Linked DNA regions of Homo sapiens: region 1 is linked to region 2. A link is a contact called in ENCODE Hi-C data. All regions are on one chromosome and are shown on one strand. The core of a region is the stretch at or near the end of the contact, and the rest is flanking DNA. Distances in the headings are between cores, read along the strand shown.

Evidence for each region. A loop is a pair of places that touch in the nucleus more often than their neighbours do. Pooled maps may share reads with other maps.
Region 1: a loop to region 2 is called in a map of MCF 10A, with 18 times the contacts of the local background. The contact joins the enhancer-like site here to the promoter of HOXA13 in region 2. A Hi-C loop is called at or near these places in 3 of 168 maps with a recorded cell type or tissue (IMR-90, MCF 10A and mammary epithelial cell) and 7 of 50 pooled maps.

What each region holds. Positions count from the first base shown.
Region 1 is chr7:28,925,523-28,930,785 of GRCh38, reverse strand. No RefSeq gene overlaps it. Among named protein-coding and RNA genes, the nearest start is that of TRIL, 30 kb to the left of the region's middle. Within about 2 kb of position 3,730, at least 15 of the 41 ENCODE cell types and tissues checked have a DNase peak (open chromatin) inside an H3K27ac peak, as active enhancers do.
Region 2 is chr7:27,198,638-27,204,490 of GRCh38, reverse strand. It overlaps HOXA13 (homeobox A13), which reads left to right and starts at 4,400. Exons shown (of 2, transcript NM_000522.5): 1 at 4,400-5,335. The coding sequence starts at 4,414. It overlaps HOTTIP (HOXA distal transcript antisense RNA), which reads right to left and starts at 4,070. Exons shown (of 3, transcript NR_037843.3): 1 at 3,970-4,070; 2 at 1,853-3,868. RefSeq lists enhancers at 1-34, 1,529-2,053.

The DNA.
Region 1 (5,263 bases), core at 2,481-4,980, 1.7 Mb before region 2:
TGGAGGGCTGTGCACCTGCTCGTCAATGCCTTAGACCAGAGGTTATATAGGTTTCCACCCCATTTCATTGGTGAAGACCAGTCACATGACCCTCCCCCTAAGTGCAAAGGGGCTGGAAGTGGAGGTGCACACCAGGGGTATTTGCTGAGCACAATTGCCTTACCCAGAGATGGGAAATGAAGACTGATGTTACCACTTGCTGTGCAGAAAAGATGGTCATAAAGAGATGTATTGAGAACAATGTGTTAAATTCTAGGTAGATATTTTTATCTGCTAAACATTCTTGGCTTTCAGCCTCAGGTGTATTTAGTTTGTCCAAAAGATGTTGATAGGAGAGAGAGAGAGAGAGAGAGAGATTAAGACATATTACCACCAGAGACTTTCTCCCTGAAGAAATCAGCAATGTTGGCCAGACACGGTGGCTCATGCCTGTAATCCCAGCAGTTTGGGAGGCCGAGGTGGGCAGATAACCTGAGGTCAGGAGTTCAAGACCAGCCTGGCCAACATGGTGAAACCCCATCTCTACTAAAGATACAAAAATTAGCCAGGCGTGGTGGCGGGCACCTGTAATCCTAGCTACTCGGGGGGCTGAGGCAGGAGAATCACTTGAACCCGGGAGGCAGAGGTTGCAGTGAGCCGAGATTGCGCCACTGCATTCCAGCCTGGGCAACAAAAGTAAAACTCCGTCTAAAAAAAAAAAAAAAAAGAAAGAAATCAGAAATGTTGAAGGATCACTGGGTAAGGAATAACTTTCTCATTACATGATTCAATGTTGTTTTATACCTTGTCCATGTCCTATCTAAAATCAATCTCTTTCCACCTAAAATCATCTCAGCCATGGTCCACATGCCACGCTCTGGGAAAATGCTGCCCTACTGGGCCTGCGCCCGTGACTTGCAATCTGCTTCCTGTGGTGGTGACTGTGGTGTCACCATCCAAAGCAGTAGCAAACATTTATGAAGACTGACTGTGCACCTGGCACTGTGCCTGGGCTACTGAGGACAGAGTTGACAACAAATGTCCTGCCTTTAAGATTTCATAGAATGGTCGGGCGCGGTGGCTCACACCTGTAACCCCAGCACTTTGGGAGGCTGAGGTGCGTGGATCACCTGAGGTCAGGAGTTCGAGACCGGCCTGACCAACATGGAGAAACCCTATTTCTACTAAAAATACAAAAAATTAGCCAGGCATGGTGGCACATGCCTGTAATCCCAGCTACTAGGGAGGCTGAGGCAGGAGAATTGCTTGAACCTGGGAGGCAGAGGTTTGCAGTGAGCTGAGATAGTGTCATTGCACTCCAGCCTGGGCAACAAGAACGAAACTCCATCTCAAAAAAAAAAATTTCATAGAATGAGAAGAAAAATAAACTTGTAGTTACAACACAGTGTAAGAAACACATCTACGTAACTATAAGGTGCTAATGGGGTGAGTATCTGAGGAGTGACCCTTGAAGGGCAGCAGATTTTTTGAGAAAAATTCTGTAATAACATAGTTGTGTAGTGTTCACTCTTTGATGTTATTTCCTCTAAATTTTTCCTTCAGTGGTATTAGTGGTATTCTATTCAAGGTGAAGTCCAGTCTACTGGTAGAAGAATTAAAAACCCAGCTAGTATTTTCTAGGTACTTTGAATTGAGTGTCCCTTGAGGCATCAAATATTCTCAGAGGGCAAATGATAAGCCACACCACACCATTGCAGGATATGGGGAAGCGGATTGCAAGTCACAGAGAAGGTTAATAACAGTGTCAGATCAGTACCGTGGTTATTGATTGAAGCAACTCAATGTAGGCCAAAAGGAGTGAGCTGTGGTGTTGACTGGCAGGTTCTGGTCCTGCTTCCCTACTGTGCACCATTGACTCTGTGCTCGAGTTGCCTTCTTAGTAAAATTACAGGACTGGGCCAGATGTGGCTCCTGCACTATGGATGTTCTCAGATGCAAAAGAAGCTCTCTTCCTCAAGCCCCCTACCTGTAGATGAATGACCTTGGAATCCTGGCATTGTAAGTTTAGCTTCAGCCATCCCATCAGTTGTTATTCTGGTGCATTTAGGTTGGATTTTTAGGTGTTGGGGGAAATAGTATGAATCTCATCACCATCGTTTTCATTTATTTATATCTTATTTAGTACTACTATGTGCCAGGCACTGTTCCAAGTACTTTTCCAATATTAATTAATTTAATCTGTACAATGATGGGTACTGTTATCACACCCATTTTAGAGGGGGGACAACTGAGGTTCAAGGAGGTTAAATAACTCGCTCAAGATCAGCTGTCTAGGGAGGGGCAAAACAGGATTCAGTTTCAGGCAGGCTGGGTCTTGAATTTGTGATCATCACCCTGTACTGTCTCTGGACAGAATAATTGAATAATAATAAGACAAAGATGAAGTATGCAGTAATGACCCATTAAAATAAGATTTTTTAAAAAAAATTAAATGTGATAAGACAAGGACAGATGTGGCACATGCCTTTGGGCTAAGTCCTTTAGAAGGGAAACAAAGAATGAATCATGTACTATGGGAGAAAGAGAAGACAATGCCTACGCCCTTATGGGCCTACCAGGCTTTCTACCTGTGAGCTCATTTGCTCCTTACAAGACCCCAGGAGGTAGGTGTCATTATCATCACCATTTTACAGAGGAGGCTGAAAGACTTGTTTAAGATCACACAACTAGTAAGTGGAGGAAGCCAGGTCCCTGACTAAAGTGCCCAGAGGCTCCCTTAAGGGTGGGCTGGGGAATCCACATCAGAAGGCTCTGCCAGTCCGGGTCCTAGTGGGCAGATGCCTTGCAGTAAATGGGTCTCTGTGCTGCAGGAATCTGAAAGACCAGCTTACCTGCGGCAACACATTTCAATCACATGGAGCAGGTCTACTTAGGGGAAAGATGCACAATGCATAGGAGATGCCTGTCAACACTGAGAAGAGCTGAAGTGCTGAGGACTGAACCACACCCTCACTGGATGGAAATGCATCTACAAGCTGTGCACTCATGTTTGACCCTGGTCAAACCTTGGCACTATGAACATCTGCAGGGGATGATTCTTTGTTATTAGAGGTTGTCCTATGCATTGTAAGATGTTGAGTGACATCCCTGGCCTCTACCCACTAGGTGCTAGTATCTATGTAGTATCTATGTTCACCCCATCCCCCAAGCTGTGACAAACACAAATCTCTCCAGACAAGGCCAAATGTTCCTTGGGAGGCAAACTCCCCTCCTCCCCTCCCGGCCCCCGGTTGAGAACCACTACTTTGATCTTATACTCTGGGCTTATGAACGGTGAAAGCTTCCAGAAACTACCCTGTTCTGATGTCGAGGAGTTCAATATTCCCTAAAACTCCTCCCAACTCTCAGAAACTAAGAGAGAGAGAGAAAAAAATGATGGGTTAGCTTCTGCAGTGCAGATACTTTGCCATTCAGTTAAGTGTGTATATTTGAGGGGGTGTATGGATATGGAGAACAGGGATTGGAAAGCCTACTCACCACACTTCTTCACAATACCTCTATTTCATTCTATCTGTATGCTTATTATTTCAGCTCTTCTCATGTGCGATCAAATTCTTATTTTGCAGCATATTGCCCTCTAGCGGTCACTTCTCTTTGTAGCACACGGAAGAGAGGCACCAATACAAATCGCTTTTTAAGAATGAAACCCAGGAGGGAACTGGCTGGGGGAAGTGGACGTGGTTCCACGAGCCGGGTAACTTCTGGCTTCGCGGATTGTGAGCAGCCGGTTTCTCCTCCGAGCCGCGCCTTTTTCCTTCCCAAGCCCCACCCTTCCTCCTGCGAGCCCTCTCCTCCACGTTCCAGCACCCAGTGGCACTTTGCTTCTCCCGCCGGGATACCGGACCTCTTCTTTGCAGAGAGAATTCAAAGCTACTTCCATGTTAAACAGAAAGAGCATCCTGTGGGTAGAAATATCCGACGAGGAGCGTTTTCCGAATGCCCGGAAGGGAGTTGCTACGTGAAAAATAGACATGATGCGCTGAAAAAAATATAGATGATTTGTTGTTGCTCTTGGTTCTCAGCCGGACCTCAAAAACAACCCCAGGATTTTTTTCCTCCAAAGTGGAGCCAGCTACTTTGCAAGTGCTCCCCTTCTTTCTCCTTGCCCATCCCCAGACCATTTAGTTAACCTCAGTGGGACAGGAACCGTCCTACAAATGCATGTGTTTGTCGTCTTAAGAGCTTTGGTAAGCCTACTTAAATTTCAGACAGCTAGAGACTGTCACAGTGGCTTTCTTCTGTCGATAGGTGACATTGTGTAATTAATAACCCTATAAAGCCTTTGAGGATAGCTTTTTCTTTTAAAAATGGAAGCCCAGAGAATTAAGACAAAGAAAGCTACTCTGTGGAGTTAAACGTCATCTTCAAGGAGGAAATTTTTAAAAGTACCTCTACATCTACACGTGGGCTTCAATTATATGTCTCCAAGGTACAGCACCCAGACGTCAAACCACTCAAGCCTGGATGGTGAATTTATGATAGAGGTTGACTTCTTTGTAGAATAAGTTTTCTGTTTCCACAAAATAAAATTGTATTTAGGGGTATAAGCGCCAGAATTTCTTTTAGCAATTAATCAAAATGAATGACCAAAAAGTTTAATTCTAGACTAGAGCTATTAAATTACTTCCGAGCTATGAATGCAGTTTTGATTTTAGGCCATATCAATCCAGGAAAACACAGAACAATGAGCCTGGAGGGTCAGATACTGTGAAGAGCAAATTTGCAGAAGGCTTTTGGGTCGGCAACAGTTGGGTTTCCTTAAGATTTATAGGCTTCATAGGATAGACACACACTTCTTTATTTCTGCTCTGTATGAACACTCAGCAGATGAAGTTCCACTAACCGCTTTCCCCTGCCCCCACATTTAAAAAGCTTTCTCCTTCTCTTTTCTTTTCTATCTCTGTGAATGGCTTAAACAGCAGCCTGTGTTTTAGAACCATAAAGCGTGCATAAACGTTTCATAAAAAGAAATAGAAAAAATGGAAATCTCCAGTGTGAATATGTGTTTATAAGATTATTTAACCCCTTTTACTTTATCACCTTACTTGCTCTGACCCTGAGACCCTAGAATGACGTGGGCCTGAACCCGAATCCTCGGGTGATCAATACTACCTAAAAACAAAGGTGATGTCTATGGAGGGGCGCAAAACAAGGTTTCCCATAGGAGGACTTGCCAGTCTGATCAGTATAACTAGTGAACCCAGATAGTGTGGGTCCAGGAAGTTGGTATGACGCCAAGCTCCCCACCCTCAGAGGGCTCTGG
Region 2 (5,853 bases), core at 3,151-5,650:
GCCTTATTATTGTTTCAAATGCACAAAAATCTGGAACAAAAGGTTGAGTGAGTGACTCGATGCACCATTTCCCTGTCCGCTGGCCAACTTCAGCCCAGATCTCAGGACCTACCAACCCTTTCCCCTTAAGAAAGAGGGTACAGCTTCTACCTGATGGGGACACTCAAAATTCCCTCCATAAGCAGAGCAGTCCCCCACTTGCTCCTTTCCCAAATGATCTGCTCAAGTTTGGCTTCAGAGGTGCTACACTGTTTGACGATTTCGTCTTTTCTCTTTCTCTCTCCTCAGCCCCTCAACCAGTTTTTCCTCTGGATCTTTCTTCCTTTGCCATTATCTCTGTGCCCCAGCCCACCTAGGGTGGGAGAGAGAGGGTTAAGATGTTCTGCAAAAGTGGCTTGTAAAGCTGCTTGGATACATTAAAAGCACATGAATATCCTGAAATACAAAGTGTCTTTAGAATCAACCAAGGAATGTTTATCCTAGTGCTGGATGGATGCAAAGAAATAGTGCCAGGGAGCAGTGCTGACAGCCTCCTCAGAGTTAAAGTGAGAGCAGGTAAATTTCATTTGCTAATGAAAATCAAGCTCGATTAAAACCTGGTTTCCCTTTTTCCTTTTCTTCTCCAATGCTGGGAGCCCAGAGCCGCGTGGACCAGGCTGGCATCCAGTTCCCCACCCAGAAAAACCTAGCTGCGGTTTTTTTCTTCAGTGAGAGGTTTTTGGGCAACCAGTCCCTGCAGGGCACCCTGGCCTACCCCAGGAAGTAAGAAGCCTTGTCAGCCAAGGCATTTTGGAACACTGAGAAAGGCTCTGGTGATTCCTGAAATAAAGGCCGTGCTGCAGAAACTACCCTCCGGTCCTGCCTGCACTGCCCTCTCAGGGCTCCTCCGGGGAAATCAGTGCACCAGACAGTACCTGGGAAGTGACTGCAGCCTCTCCCACCTCTCCCACCTCTACTCATGCAGCCCTCTGCTTGGCTGTCATGCCTAAGGTGCCACCGCTGCCGGCCGATCCTAGTGGGTGCCCTGGCTTCCCCAGTCTAACCCAGGAGGAGCCTGAGAATATAAAATTATCAGGTTGAAGGTGCCTCTGCAATCCTATAGGAATTCCTGAGCCTGGAGAACAAAAAATCAGAGGGACAGACAGCTCAGAAGATCAGGACCCACTACCTTGGCAGGCAAGCAAATCTTGACCTTGCCGTTGGGAAAAGAGGAAAAATGCTAGGAGGGTCTGTGCTTGCTTCCCAGAGCACACCCGTCTCAATCGTCCTCCAAACTTTCTTTTGCCACAGCAAGTCAGTTTGTTGGCTGCCTGGCAGGGAAAGAAATCATATTGGGAAACATTAATAAATATCTTATCTCCCTTAGCAGAAGACAGGGAAGGAAGATTATTCTTGCTTAAAAGTGAGTAGAAATTCTGAAACTCAGACCCAAATTATTCAGAGCTCGTTCTCCTTCTATAAACGACCTCCACTGATTGGTGGCTACAACTCAATACTGACAGGACATGCAGACATTTGAAAACAGTGGGGCATGCCAGGACGCCATGGACATGTCTGGTAGAAAAATAAGATACATGTTGAGATCCAAGACAAGAAGAGAACAAGCAGGGTGCCTTCCTCTAAATAAGCATGTCTTGAGAGGGGTTTTTTTTTTTTTTTTTTTTTTTTAATGATAGGGACACATCGGGGAACTAAAAAAAGTCCAGATAAATTTGATCAATAAGGTGCACCATAAATCTCAAGAATTCAGTCCCCAAGCTTTTTCTTGGCGAGAGCGCCACATTTAAGGAGCAAAGCTTAATTTGAGATGCAATCCAAAGCCTTCCCCCAGCACCATCCCTCTCAGACAAACCTGCTTGTGGCTCCTCGGCCGACAGATGAAATCTTGTCTCACCATTTTTGGTGAGGAGGGACCCAGTCGTCTGTGGAGCTGAGACCCTTTCTCTGCGCGCAGGGTTCGGGGCTACGGTGAAGTGGGAGGGGGAGGGAAGAATGTGGAGCTGGCCTTGGCCGCCGTGTGCACCGGCAGCTGCGCCATGGCCAGAGGTGAGCTGGCACAGGCGCCGGCTAGTGGGGGCTCCCCAAGCTGTGTTTTCGTTTTTCCGGGTCTGGCCGGAAAACCGAAGAGGCTCAAAGCCCTGGCTGAGCAGGGCGGAGGCAGAGAAGAGTCGGTAAACACCGCCCCAAAAACCCCACGAAGGCACCAAAAAATTCTGGGCAGCCGAACAGAGTCAGAGGCGAGAATTTTAAAAAGAGAGAGAAAATTAAGAGTGAGGGGATGTGGGCAATGGGCCTTTTGCTGCTGCCTGTGTCTCTACGCTCGCATGGCAGTTCTCATGCTGGCTGGACTGCAACTTTCAACTTGACCTTGGCCTCCAGCCGTGTCTGACCAGTATGTAAAACCGCCTTCAAGTCCCCAGGAACAGGGGCCTAGAACCCTACTCTGTCTCTTTGTCACTGTGAGTTTTACAATGCCACTTGGAGGGAGGAAGGGGGGTGGTGAAACGGCCAGAAAGTAACAGAAAAATCAAGTCCCTACAGAGGCTAGTTCCTGAGTCTGCAAATGGCCAGTCAGGGAGAAGGTAAACTGGGGGCAAATCAATATTTACCCAGAACTGCTAAAAAGTCAAGAAGGAAAGGGCACACTTGGTGGGGGGGTGGCTGGTGTGGGGGTCATAGAAGGTTTTATTGGGCGACACTTACATTGGTCAGGACAAATCCAGGATCAGGACAGATAAAAGCCCAAGCCCAGCCACATTGGTCTGGATCCTGCAGGAAGCCCAGGGGCCTTAGACAGCAGATGGTGGGGTGTGTGTGAGGGGTGGTATGCGTGCTGCTCTGAGTTTAGGGCTGAGTGTGCAAGCTAGGAGCAGAGGACAGGTCCAAGCCTGGCTTCTCACCAGTCCGCCTGGGGTGGAAAAGAATCCAGCACTCTCCCCAGCACTATTCCGGTAATGTGCCCACTTTCACTTTGAACGCTTGTTCCTCTTCTAGGCATCTGACCAGCTCACAGTAGTGAATCAGGAAGTGGAAGTATGTGGCTCTAAAGCAGCAGGACCCCCAGAACCCCTCGACAAAACATGGCAGCTACAAGACGGGTCGCTGCTTGGTTCTTCAGCACCAACACCCTACCATGCTCCCAAGAAAAGGTTGCATTTCCCAGGCACAGAGGAAAGGCTTCTTGGACTGGTTCTTGGGCAAAGAAGGACTAGGCACCCTCTGCAGGCTGGAGATCCTACTTGAGGGGAAGGCAGGAAGTGGCCCCAAAGAGCCCCTTTTTCTTGTCCCAAAATAGAGTGAAATAGCGGGTTCCCAGATTCCTGGAGAGTCAGGTCCGGTCCACAAAGAAGCGTGGCTTTAGGGCCCAGAAGGGGGGTTTAAGTCCCAGCCAGAAGCACAGCTGGGGCTTGTTCCTCTTAAGCCCCTTCCAGAACTAAGCCAGCCATACTGGCGAGGTGGGAGCATGGATGAATGGTGCACAGGGATCGCTCGCTCTATCTCAAAGTCTCTGGAGGAGGAAGCGTTGTTACCAGGTCAGAGCAAGGATCAGGCTGTATACCTAAGTGTGCGAATGTGAGTGTGTCAGTGTACACTGTGTGTGTGTGTGATGAGTCGTTCTGAGTCTATGGGTCTAAATGCAAACATATGAAATTGCTCACTAACAGTGTGGACAGGGAAGGGATAGGGGCTCCTAAATGCAGTCCAAGCCTCCAGTGGAATGTCCTGGGACCCAGGCATATCCGCAGGAACCGATAAGCAGCAAACACCCTGCCACTGTTTCCCTGGAAAGAGCAAAATCGCAACTCCATCGAAGCCGAAGGCGCCGATGTCCGTCCTGTGGTCTCACTGCAGAAATACGCGCCGGTTCCTGGAAAGAAAACAGTCCCAGAGGCTCCAAGAAACACCCATTCTGAGCTAGGCTGGTCCCGTCCTCCCCACTCTCCCATCCCTGACCGCCGGCAGAATTACCTGACCTGTCCCCACTGCTCCAGATCGCAACCCAATCGCGCGCCCACCTCCCCTCCCCGCCTGGTTGCGCGGGTCTGGGCCCCACTGGGATAAAGGAAGGGAAGGGGGGCGGAGATGGGGCCGCCTTCCTTCCCTGCCCCACCCGCACGTTCCTCCGCCTCTCCCCCGGGTGAATGGTGCGCGGCCGCGCGGCTGGCGCTGGGGACGGCGCGGGCCGCGGCGGGGACGACGGGTGCACCGTGCAGAGCTGGAGTCGGAGCCGCCCGCTTTGCATACGCCGTGGGCGGAGCGGGGGGGCCGGGCCAATGGGCGGCCGCCTGGCGCGACCCCGCGGGGCGCGATCCGCCCCCCTCGCTCGGGCCCCGGCCCCGCGCCGCGCGCTCTTCACTTCTTGGGGGCTTTTTAAAACAGCGCCACTGGGGTCTTCTCCATGCGGCTCGGGCTATGACAGCCTCCGTGCTCCTCCACCCCCGCTGGATCGAGCCCACCGTCATGTTTCTCTACGACAACGGCGGCGGCCTGGTGGCCGACGAGCTCAACAAGAACATGGAAGGGGCGGCGGCGGCTGCAGCAGCGGCTGCAGCGGCGGCGGCTGCCGGGGCCGGGGGCGGGGGCTTCCCCCACCCGGCGGCTGCGGCGGCAGGGGGCAACTTCTCGGTGGCGGCGGCGGCCGCGGCTGCGGCGGCGGCCGCGGCCAACCAGTGCCGCAACCTGATGGCGCACCCGGCGCCCTTGGCGCCAGGAGCCGCGTCCGCCTACAGCAGCGCCCCCGGGGAGGCGCCCCCGTCGGCTGCCGCCGCTGCTGCCGCGGCTGCCGCTGCAGCCGCCGCCGCCGCCGCCGCGTCGTCCTCGGGAGGTCCCGGCCCGGCGGGCCCGGCGGGCGCAGAGGCCGCCAAGCAATGCAGCCCCTGCTCGGCAGCGGCGCAGAGCTCGTCGGGGCCCGCGGCGCTGCCCTATGGCTACTTCGGCAGCGGCTACTACCCGTGCGCCCGCATGGGCCCGCACCCCAACGCCATCAAGTCGTGCGCGCAGCCCGCCTCGGCCGCCGCCGCCGCCGCCTTCGCGGACAAGTACATGGATACCGCCGGCCCAGCTGCCGAGGAGTTCAGCTCCCGCGCTAAGGAGTTCGCCTTCTACCACCAGGGCTACGCAGCCGGGCCTTACCACCACCATCAGCCCATGCCTGGCTACCTGGATATGCCAGTGGTGCCGGGCCTCGGGGGCCCCGGCGAGTCGCGCCACGAACCCTTGGGTCTTCCCATGGAAAGCTACCAGCCCTGGGCGCTGCCCAACGGCTGGAACGGCCAAATGTACTGCCCCAAAGAGCAGGCGCAGCCTCCCCACCTCTGGAAGTCCACTCTGCCCGGTAAATGACGACCTATTCCCAGCCCTGGTCTTCCGGCTCTGCTCCAGCTTCTTCTCCGCTCGCACCCGGGCGATCCCGGGTGCGTTTCTGTTCTCTTCCTGGTCTGCCCTAGCGGCTCTGCACCCCTGGGAGCCCGAGCATGGCTGGCTGGGTCTGCCTGCACTGCCTCGAGTTGAGCTGGTCCCTGGCTCTCCCTGGGTGAGGGGTGGCTTGTGGAGACCTCGGCTAGCTTCCCTCTCCCTCTGCGCCCCGCCCTCCCCAGCCCCTGACACCAATTTAAGGATGAGAAATTGACCAGAAAACAGCTCCCCAAATTGCCCCTCCCTATTCATTCTCTCAAAAATGGCTTCAGTGTAGAAGCTTCGAGTATTGGGACGGGCACCCAGAAAGGAGGCAGGCACAGAAGTGTTGTACCTTGAGCCTGGCGCTAAGGTGTGGGCCGTTGGACCAGGCTATCACTCGAGGCTGCCTACGCGCTGCTCCTGCAGGATGGCCGGGTTGGGGAAGTCACTGGAGCC